2 separate regions of the Homo sapiens genome follow, and region 2 is linked to region 1. The links are chromatin contacts, found by Hi-C or POLR2A ChIA-PET in ENCODE. All regions are on one chromosome and are shown on one strand. The core of a region is the stretch at or near the end of the contact, and the rest is flanking DNA. Distances in the headings are between cores, read along the strand shown. Region 1 holds the start of MLXIP (MLX interacting protein). Region 2 holds the start of SIRT4 (sirtuin 4).

The links. Hi-C counts contacts between places; a loop is a spot of excess contacts on that map. ChIA-PET counts read pairs that join two places held with the same protein, here RNA polymerase II (POLR2A). Pooled maps may share reads with other maps.
Region 2: a loop to region 1 is called in a map of CD4-positive, alpha-beta T cell, with 5 times the contacts of the local background. The contact joins the promoter of SIRT4 here to the promoter of MLXIP in region 1. A Hi-C loop is called at or near these places in 1 of 168 maps with a recorded cell type or tissue (CD4-positive, alpha-beta T cell), 1 of 37 single-sample maps with no recorded cell type and 7 of 50 pooled maps. POLR2A ChIA-PET finds 5 or more read pairs at or near these places in 4 of 52 experiments (B cell, HEK293 and activated CD4-positive, alpha-beta T cell).

The regions. Positions count from the first base shown.
Region 1 is chr12:122,075,710-122,080,429 of GRCh38, forward strand. It overlaps MLXIP (MLX interacting protein), which reads left to right and starts at 3,047. Exons shown (of 17, transcript NM_014938.6): 1 at 3,047-3,557. The coding sequence starts at 3,145. RefSeq lists enhancers at 1,273-1,322, 3,390-3,629 and silencers at 2,590-2,869, 2,880-3,329.
Region 2 is chr12:120,300,827-120,305,578 of GRCh38, forward strand. SIRT4 (sirtuin 4) reads left to right here and starts at 1,495. Exons shown (of 4, transcript NM_012240.3): 1 at 1,495-1,552; 2 at 2,735-3,232. The coding sequence starts at 2,736.

The sequences.
Region 1 (4,720 bases), core at 1,797-4,296:
AGAAGAGACGACAACGCTGTGAGGCTCTGGTTTTGGTGGCTTGTCTGGGTGTGGGAGCTCCTTGTCATCATGGGATTTTTAGCTCCCTGGGTCGCCATCCTACATGGCCACTCTCCTGCCGATGCTGCCCGCTACTCAGCAGGAGGGGAAGTCGAGACCACCTCCTTAACCTTACAGACATTGATTGTGAGCTTGGAGCACCTTCCGTGACTGGACCACCCATGCAGTGGTCCTTTGCTTTTTGCATTTTTAACTGCAATTTTCCCCAAGAGTCTTCCCTAATACAGTCTCTTAGGAATTGACGGTGGGATTAAACAAGGCATGTTTCTGCACTGAATATGGTCTATGGGTTGCCACTTTGCAACCTCAGCTTTAAGGCTTATTTCCTCCCAGGAAACTGATGTTAACTTTTTAAGTTAAAAATGTGTATATAAGTAATACATGTTTATTTTGGAAATTAGAAAATACAGGCCAGGTGTGGTGGCTCATGCCTGTAATCCCAGCATTTTGGGAGGTTGAGGCAGGAGGATTGCCTGAGCCCAGGAGTTTGAGACCAGCCTGGGCAACATAGGGAAATTCCATCTCTACAAAAAAATTAAACATTAGCTGGGTGTGGTGGTGCCCACCTGTGGTCACAGCTACTCGGGAGACTGAGGTGGGAGGATAGCTTGGGCAGGGGAGGTTGAGGCTACAGTGAGCCACGATCACACCAATGTGACACAGTGAGACCCTGTCTCAAAAAAAAAAAAAAAGAAAGAAAATATAGGTAAACACAAAGACAAAAAAGCAGGGCATGGTGGCTCACACCTGTAATTCTAGCACCTTGGGAGGCTGAGGCAGGAGGATCACTTGAGGTCAGGAACTCGAGACGAGACCAGGCTGGGCAGCATGGCGAGACCCCATCTCTATAAAAAGTACAAAAATTAGCAGGGCACGGTGGTGTGCACCTGTGGTCCTGCTACTTGGGAAGTTGAGGTGGGAGGATCACCTGAGCCCTGGAGGTTGAGGGTGCTGTGAGCCATGATGGCACCACTCCACTCCAGTCCAGGTGAAAGAGCCAGATCCTGTCTCAAAAAAAAAAAAAAAAAAAAGTGGCTGGGCATGTAAACTTACCAAGGACCAAGGAGACAAGTCTTGAGAGAAAGGAAGGCAACTCAAAGGATGGACTTTTAAACACTTGTAACCAGCATTGGGAACAGTAGTAGGTTGAAGAGGGAAATCTAGAACTCATGCCTGAAAACTGCCAGTCATCCAGCCCATTTTTCCATACAGACATTTGGAAATAAGTTAATGGAGCCATTTTGGTGAGAGCCCTCTGTTCCCTTCAGGAGGCCTTTGTCAGGAAGAGGGTGGGGCAGGGGACTCACCCCCCACTCAAATCTGGAACTGAAACCAGCTTCAAAGCCGAGTGCAGAGCCAGCGCGGTGGCTCATGCCTGTCATCCCAGCACTTTGGGAGTCCAAGGCAGGCCTCACTTGAGGTCAGGAGTTCCAGACCGGCCTGGCCAACATGGTGATTGCACCACTGCGCTACAGCCTTGGGTGACAGAGCAAGACTCTGTCTCAAAAAACAAAACAACAATAAAACAAAGCAGAGTGCAGGAGTGGCTGTGGACTCTGGACGCCCTGCTAGGATTAGGATGGGTGTTCCTGGCTCATGGGCCTCACTGGCTCTTCTGATGCCCTGCCACCCCCACCCCAGACTGGCTTTGAGCCCCGGAAACCTTGACAGCTTTCTAGAGGTGTCTGTCAGTTAGGTTGTGCCACGCGAAGTTGCCGTTTCTGCAGGTCAAATAGTGGTGGACTATTGGCAATTTCTAGGCACCTCTGGTCTGGTTGATCCAAATCCTCCAACCTGTGGCACATTTATTTAGCGCTCATTTTGTGCCAGCCTGCCTGCTAAGCAACTTATAGCCATTTTTATTTGTATTTATTTTTCTTTTTGAGACAGGGCCTCGCTCTGTCGCCCAGGCTAGAGTGCAATGGCGCAATCTCGGCTCACTGCAACCTCCACCTCCCGGATTCAAGCGATTCTCCTGCCTCAGCCTCCCGAGTAGCTGGGATTACAGGGGTGCACCACTACGACCGGCTAATTTTTGTTATTTTTAGTAGAGACAGGGTTTCACCGTGTTGGCCTGGCTGGTCTTGAACTTCTGGCCTCAAGTGATCCACCCGCCTCGGCCTCCAAAAGTGCTAGGATTACAGGCATGAGCCACCGCGCCCCACTATAGCCATTTTTAAACTGTCCCAAGTTTCTGAGGAAACGGAATTGTTCACCATTTGACAGAGAAGAAAACTCTGGCTCAGATACTCCCCTTTTAGAATTGTTTCGGGGGCTGGCTCGTCCGTCAAACTTTAAAAAAATAACAACAGCATGCTGAGTTGAAGTTAAAAGAGCTGGGGTCTGGAGGTCGCTGGGCTCAGGGGCGCTGCCACTCAACAGCTGCGCCGAGCTGGGGACGCGCAGGGGAAGCAAGTTCCCAGCTCTGTGGACTCCAGGTCTGAGAAAAATCCTGTCGGTATTCAGCCACCCAGTGTTCCCATCAATACGATGAGAATAATGAGGACAATAGCCACCACGTCCGGCAAACTCAGGCGTGAGCTGCGAGGACTCGGTACCGCCCGGCAGGGAAAAAGCAGGGCCTGGAGGCCGAGGAGCCCCACCCGCACCCACCACGTGGAGCCGGCCGGGCCTGCGGCGAAGCCACAGGGCGACTCCCGGGGCGCGGAGCGGGGCGGGGGCGGGACTAGCACGGCCCCACTCTGCCGACGCCTCTCCCAGGTCGCGACACCGGCGAGCCGCTCCGCCCGGCCACCGTGTCCCTCAGCACCCACGGACGCCGGGAGAGGAGGAGGTGGCGAGGGGCACGGCCGGGAGGCGTGGCCTCCGCTTCCCCTTTTTTTTTTTTTTTGGTCCGCCTAGCTAAGGAAAGGTTCCCCTGCGCCTTTAAGAGGCCGACGCGGGCAGCCGATTGGCCCAGACGCCTCGGTGACGTCACGCCGGGGCCGGAGCCCTCCCCCTCCCGCCGCGCCGCGCGCTCGCGGACAGTCGGCGCGCGGGCCGGGCCGGGCCGGCGCCCCTCTGCCTCGCGCGCTTGTCGCGTTGCCCCGGGCTCCGGGGGATGCCCCCGGCCGAGCCCTTCTCATGGCCGCCGACGTCTTCATGTGCTCCCCGCGCCGGCCTCGCAGCCGGGGCCGCCAGGTGCTGCTCAAGCCCCAGGTGTCCGAGGACGACGACGACTCGGACACGGATGAGCCGTCCCCGCCGCCCGCCTCCGGCGCGGCCACCCCGGCCCGGGCCCACGCGAGCGCCGCGCCACCGCCGCCTCGGGCCGGGCCGGGCCGCGAGGAACCTCCGCGCCGCCAGCAGATCATCCACAGCGGCCACTTCATGGTGTCGTCGCCGCACCGAGAGCACCCGCCCAAGAAGGGCTACGATTTCGACACGGTCAACAAACAGACGTGCCAGACCTACAGCTTCGGCAAGACTAGCTCCTGCCACCTGTCCATCGACGCCTCGCTCACCAAGCTCTTCGAGTGCATGACTTTGGCCTACAGGTAGGGACCCCCGCGACCCCCTGAGGCCCCGGCCGGAGGCCCTTGTTTGACAAAACAAGCGTGGAGGGAAGGGCCGCCTGGCAACCCCGTGGCTTCATGCATTCCCTTTGGGTCTTCCTCCTTCGGGAGGGTTTATGGATCTGGGGTTCCCCGCGTTGCCAGAGGAGCCGGGGTCCTGGCCTCTTCCCCTGCCAGCAGTGCCGGGGTCCTTTCGGGTTCACGTTCCCCATCCAGGCCCTCCCCTCCAGTGTCCTGGGACCACCGATGTTGGACGAGGAAGAGGTATAAACACTGGCTGCATCTTGTGTTACCCGACTCTATCGACTCCTTCCTCCAAACGCTTTGTGTGTTTCCCCCATATCCAGCAGCGGTCAGGACCACCTGTTCGGGGTGACTGGAGGCTGGCTCTGCTGTTTAATGGTTGTGTAACACCTCGGAGCCTGTTTCCTCCTTTATAAAAGGGGAATGACTGTAGTGTCTGCCTCCAAGGGGCTGTTGTGGGGATGGAGTGAGATAGGTAAATTGCTTATTCCAGTGCTTGGCCAGAGTTAGGTGTCCCTGCACCTGGAGGCTGGCCCCCTTACAACCTCATCGGGAGGCCCGCCCCCATCTCGGGAGGGCTTTGGGTGCCTCCTAAGAAGACTTTTGGTGCCACAGCTGTTGGAGGTGCAGTCTGTCCTTCTGGCAAGTTGGAGGGTTTTCTGGCCGGTCCTGAAACATTATATGAGGGAGATGTCATTGTTGAGGGCAGACATCCCAGACACCGTTCTGACATGTGGATTCGGCTCTGGGCAGAGATTCCTCTTTTCCAAGTCACAGAAAATGCCTGGCCCTCAAAGATTAAAGCGCTTTTTCACTCTCTCTCCCTTTCCCACTATGAATATTAGGTATTTGCTGCAGGTAACTTTTTTGTCTGCGCAACAGAACTTCTTTGGACTGGCAGCAGCGGCCTTGAGCAGCTTGGCCCTGCAGAAAGCTCATGATGGGATCTCTGCTGAGTTAAGCTTATTGCATTAGGAACTGGACTAGCGGGGGCTGTCTTAGGTCTGCTCTGGAGGCATCGCGGGAGAAGTTTCCTAGGAGACTCCATAAACAGCGTAATAAAAGAGCAGGAATATCTTGCCCCCTCTCACCTCACCTTTTTAAGAGAGCTGTGAGCCCCA
Region 2 (4,752 bases), core at 245-2,744, 1.8 Mb before region 1:
GACACTTATACATTTATTGATTTAGGTGATGCTGCAGAGCGGCAGTTCTGGTTGTCTACACATTAGGAACAATTAGGAAATTTGTAGATCAGAATCCCTGGGAGTGAGACGCAGGCCTTGTTTGATTAACTTAATAAAAAAAATATGATAAATAAAATTGGAGAAGCCAAGCAGGTTAAGTACATTAGTCCAGGTATAATATATTTGGCTTCATATTAACTGTAAAAACATCACTTTTGGCTGGGCACAGTGGCTTACGCCTGTAATCCCAGTACTTTGGGAGGCTAGGGTGGGCAGATCACGAGGTCAGGAGATCAAGACCATCCTGGCTAACATGGTGAAACCTTGTCTCTACTAAAAATAAAAAAATTAACCGGGCGTAGTGGCATGCGCCCATAATCCCTGCTACTCAGGAGGCTGAGGCAGGAGAATTGCTTGAACCCGGGAGGCGGAGGTTGCAGTGAGCCGAAATGGCACCATTGCACTCCAGCCTGGGCAACAGAGCGAGACTCCGTCTCAAAAACAAACAAACAAACAACAACAACAACAACAACAAACTATCACTTTTTCAGATATGTATAAACACATTTCTTCACAAGTTCAAGGTATTTTACCAATAGCAAATAACTTGATACTGTCGTTGTGAATGAAAAGGATCACAAACTCTGATGTTTAGAATGAGTCAAATCTAGGCCGGGAACAGTGGCTCAGGCCTGTAATCCCAGCATTTTGGGGGGCCGAGGTTGGCGGATCACCTGAGGTCGGGAGTTCGAGACCAGCCTGGCCAACATGGTGAAACTCTGTCTCTACTAAAAATACAAAAACTTTAAAAAAAAGTCAAATCTAGATCCATGATTAATGACGTGCTCATTTCACATTGCATGTTTGTATCAAAACATCTCATGTGGGTAAAGCATAGACAGGCACAGAGAAAAGAAAAAAAGACAAAAAATAAGAGAAAAGATGGCCGGGCGCAGTGGCTCACGCCTATAATCCCAGCACTTTGGGAGGTCAAGGCGTGCGGATCACCTGAGGTTAGGAGTTCAAGACGAGCCTGGCCAACATGGCGAAACCCCCGTCTCTACTAAAAATACAAAAATAATCCCAGCTACTCGGGAGGCTGAGGCAGGAGAATCGGTTGAACCCGGGAGAGGGAGGTTGCAGTGAGCCGAGATCGTGCCACTGCACTCCAGACTGGAGTTTTTTCAAAAAAAAAAAACAACAACTCCGTCTTAAAAAAAAAAAAGAAAAAAGAAAAAAAATCTTATGTACACTATAAATATATACACCTACTAAGTGCCCACAGAAATTGAAAACAAAGAAAAAAATCCATGATTAAAAGCTTTTATATTAACGGGGGAACCTCTGACCAGAAAGAGCCGACAGGGGGCGTTCCTGGATGATCTGGGGCTGTCAATTGCGAGACGCGGAGGATTGTGGGACTTGTGGTTTTTCTCGCATCATTTAAGCTTTCTGGACTACATGTCCCAAAATGCAAATGCAATCAGACGGTCCCACTGTGGGGTGTGAAGTGTCCGTAGAGCTGTGAGAGGTAAGTGTGTTCTGTGTGTGCTGCGGATTTCTAGAAGTTGTGGATTTCTTGTGAGGGATTCTATTTCTCCTCTTTGCCCTCGGTGGGACCTGGAAGAGAGTAGTTGTTCCACTGATGCACGTTTTCAGCGGGGGTTTCCCCTGACCCTTTGGTCTCGGGAAACCGGACTGTGTGTTTGTTCAGCTGTTCACGTTTTGCTGTGGAATGTCAAGGAGAAAGCGGGGTCCTGATCTCAGATCTGGAAAGCCAAACATAAAATAATGTTTACATACGGGGTGCATGTCACTAGAGGATTTATGCATTGCATTGTGTCAAATAATATGTCAAAGTTTTTTCTTTTTCTTTTTTTTTTTTTTTTTGATACGGAGTCTTGCTTCTTCGCCCAGGCTGGAGTGCAACGGCGCGATCTCGGCTCACTGCAACCTCCGCCTCCCGGGTTCAAGCAATTCTCCTGCCTCAGCCTCCCTAGTAGCTGGGATTACGGGCACGTGCCACAATGCCCGGCTAATTTTTTTTGTATTTTTAGTAGAGTCGGGGTTTCACCATGTTGGCCAGGCATGTCTCGAACTCCTGATCTCAAGTGATCTGCCTGCGTCGGCCTCCCAAAGTGCTGGGATTTCAGACGTGAGCCACCGCACCCGGCCCTCTATTGTTACAGCTAGAAAAGCTGACGGGCAGGGGTCTTGTCTCTCTGATGTGTCCAAGTAGCAGAGCTTGCAGTGGAGGGTAAACTAAAATAAGGGGGAAATGAAAAAATAAAAGGAATGCGTGTGTGTGCTTAATTACATGAACAAAATCAAACAAAACCTGACTCATTAGGGCCAGACTCAGAGGCTCACACCTGTAATTCCAGCACGTTGGGAGGCCGAGGCGGGCAGATCACTAGAGCTCAGGAGTTCGAGACTAGCCTGGCCAACATGGTGAAACCCTGCCTCTACTAAAAATACAATAATTAGCCGGGCATGGTGGCCATGTAGTCCCAGCTATTCTGGAGGCTGAGGCAGGAGAATCACTTGAACCCGGGAGGCGGCGGTTACAGTGAGCCAAGATCATGCCACTGTACTCTAGCCTGGGCAACAGAGGGAGACTCTGTCTCAAAAAACAAAACGAAAACAAACAAACAAAAAATGAGAAAAAAAAAAAACCACCCCAGTTTCTCACATGAGGCTTCTTTTTCTCTAGAATGAAGATGAGCTTTGCGTTGACTTTCAGGTCAGCAAAAGGCCGTTGGATCGCAAACCCCAGCCAGCCGTGCTCGAAAGCCTCCATTGGGTTATTTGTGCCAGCAAGTCCTCCTCTGGACCCTGAGAAGGTCAAAGAGTTACAGCGCTTCATCACCCTTTCCAAGAGACTCCTTGTGATGACTGGGGCAGGAATCTCCACCGAATCGGGGATACCAGACTACAGGTCAGAAAAAGTGGGGCTTTATGCCCGCACTGACCGCAGGCCCATCCAGCATGGTGATTTTGTCCGGAGTGCCCCAATCCGCCAGCGGTACTGGGCGAGAAACTTCGTAGGCTGGCCTCAATTCTCCTCCCACCAGCCTAACCCTGCACACTGGGCTTTGAGCACCTGGGAGAAACTCGGAAAGCTGTACTGGTTGGTGACCCAAAATGTGGATGCTTTGCACACCAAGGCGGGGAGTCGGCGCCTGACAGAGCTCCACGGATGCATGGACAGGTGCAGGAGCTGTACACGGTTTGAACGCAAACCCGTGTGTTGTTTTGGGAGAGTAGGGACCTTGGCTGTCTTGATCACCACAGTCTTAGACCTTGAGAAAAGGATTTCAGAGCAAGTTGTTTATTTTGCAGTTGATTCCAGTAAATTCATTGACGGAGCAAGGATGTAAAACAGGAAAGAGAGGAAAGCCAAGAAAGTGTGTGTTAATGAGTGGGTTACTGCCTTGGGCACTGGGGTTCAGTCCTGTGAGGGACCCTCCAACTGTCTAGGACATGCCTGAGGATTGTCTCAATGAAACTTGAGGACTGGGGCCGGGCGCAGTGGCTCACGCCTGTAATCCCAGCATTTTGGGAGGCTGAGGTGGGCAGATCACATGAGCTCAGGAGTTCGAGACCAGCCTGGCCAACATGGTGAAACCCCATTTCTACTAAAAATACAAAAATTAGCCAGTCGTGGTGGCACATGCCTGTAATCCCAGCTGCTTGGGAGGCTGAGGCAGGAAAATCTCTTGGGAGGCAGAGGTTGCTGCAGTGAGCCGAGATTGCACCACTACACTCCAGCCTGGGCAACAGTGCAAAAAAAAAGAAAAAAAGAAAAAAAAAAGTTGAGGATGGTGCACAGTGGCTCATACCTGTAATCCTAGCACTTTGGAAGGCTGAGGCAGGAAGATTGCTTGAGGCTAACAGTTCAGGACCAACCTGGCAAACACAGTGAGACTCTGTCTCTATATAAGTAAAGTAAATTTTATATATATATATATATATATATATATATATATTTTTTTTTTTTTTTTTTTTTTTTAAAGAAAGTTGAGGCCGGGTGTGGTGGCTCACGCCTGTAATCCCAGCACTTTGGGAGGCCAAGGCAGGCAGATTACCTGAGGTCAGGAGTTCAAGACCAATCTGGTCAACATGGTGAAACCCCGTCTCTACTAAAAATACAAAAATCTGTTGGAAGTGGTGGCACGCACCTGTAATTCCAGCTACTCAGGAGGCTGAGGCAGGAGAATCGCTTGAACCTGGGAGGTAGAGGTTGCAGTGAGCTGAGATCATGAGCTGAGATCATGCCACCACACCCCAGCCTGGGCAACAGAGCAAAACTCCGTCTCAAAAAGAAAAAAAAAAAAGAAAGTTGAGCAAGCTAGGGTGATTTTCTTTTATTTTCTTTTGTGTTTGTGTGTGCACGTGTGTGTGTGTGTGTGTGTGTGTGTATGACAGGCTTTCACTCTGTCACACAGACTGGGATGTGGTGGTGTGATTATAGCTCACTTCAGCCTCAATCTCTTGGGCTCAAGTGATCCTTTCACCCCAGCCTCCTAAGTAGCTGGGACTACAGGCAAACGCCACCGTGCCCAGCTAATTTTTAATTTAATTTTTATTTTTTGTAGAGACGAAGTCTTACTATGTTGCCCAGGCTGGTCTCGAACTCCTGGGCTCATGTGATCCTCCTGCCTTGGCATCTCAAAGTGCTGGGATGACTAGTGTGAGCCACTGTGCTTGGCCTTGAAGCTAGGGTATTTA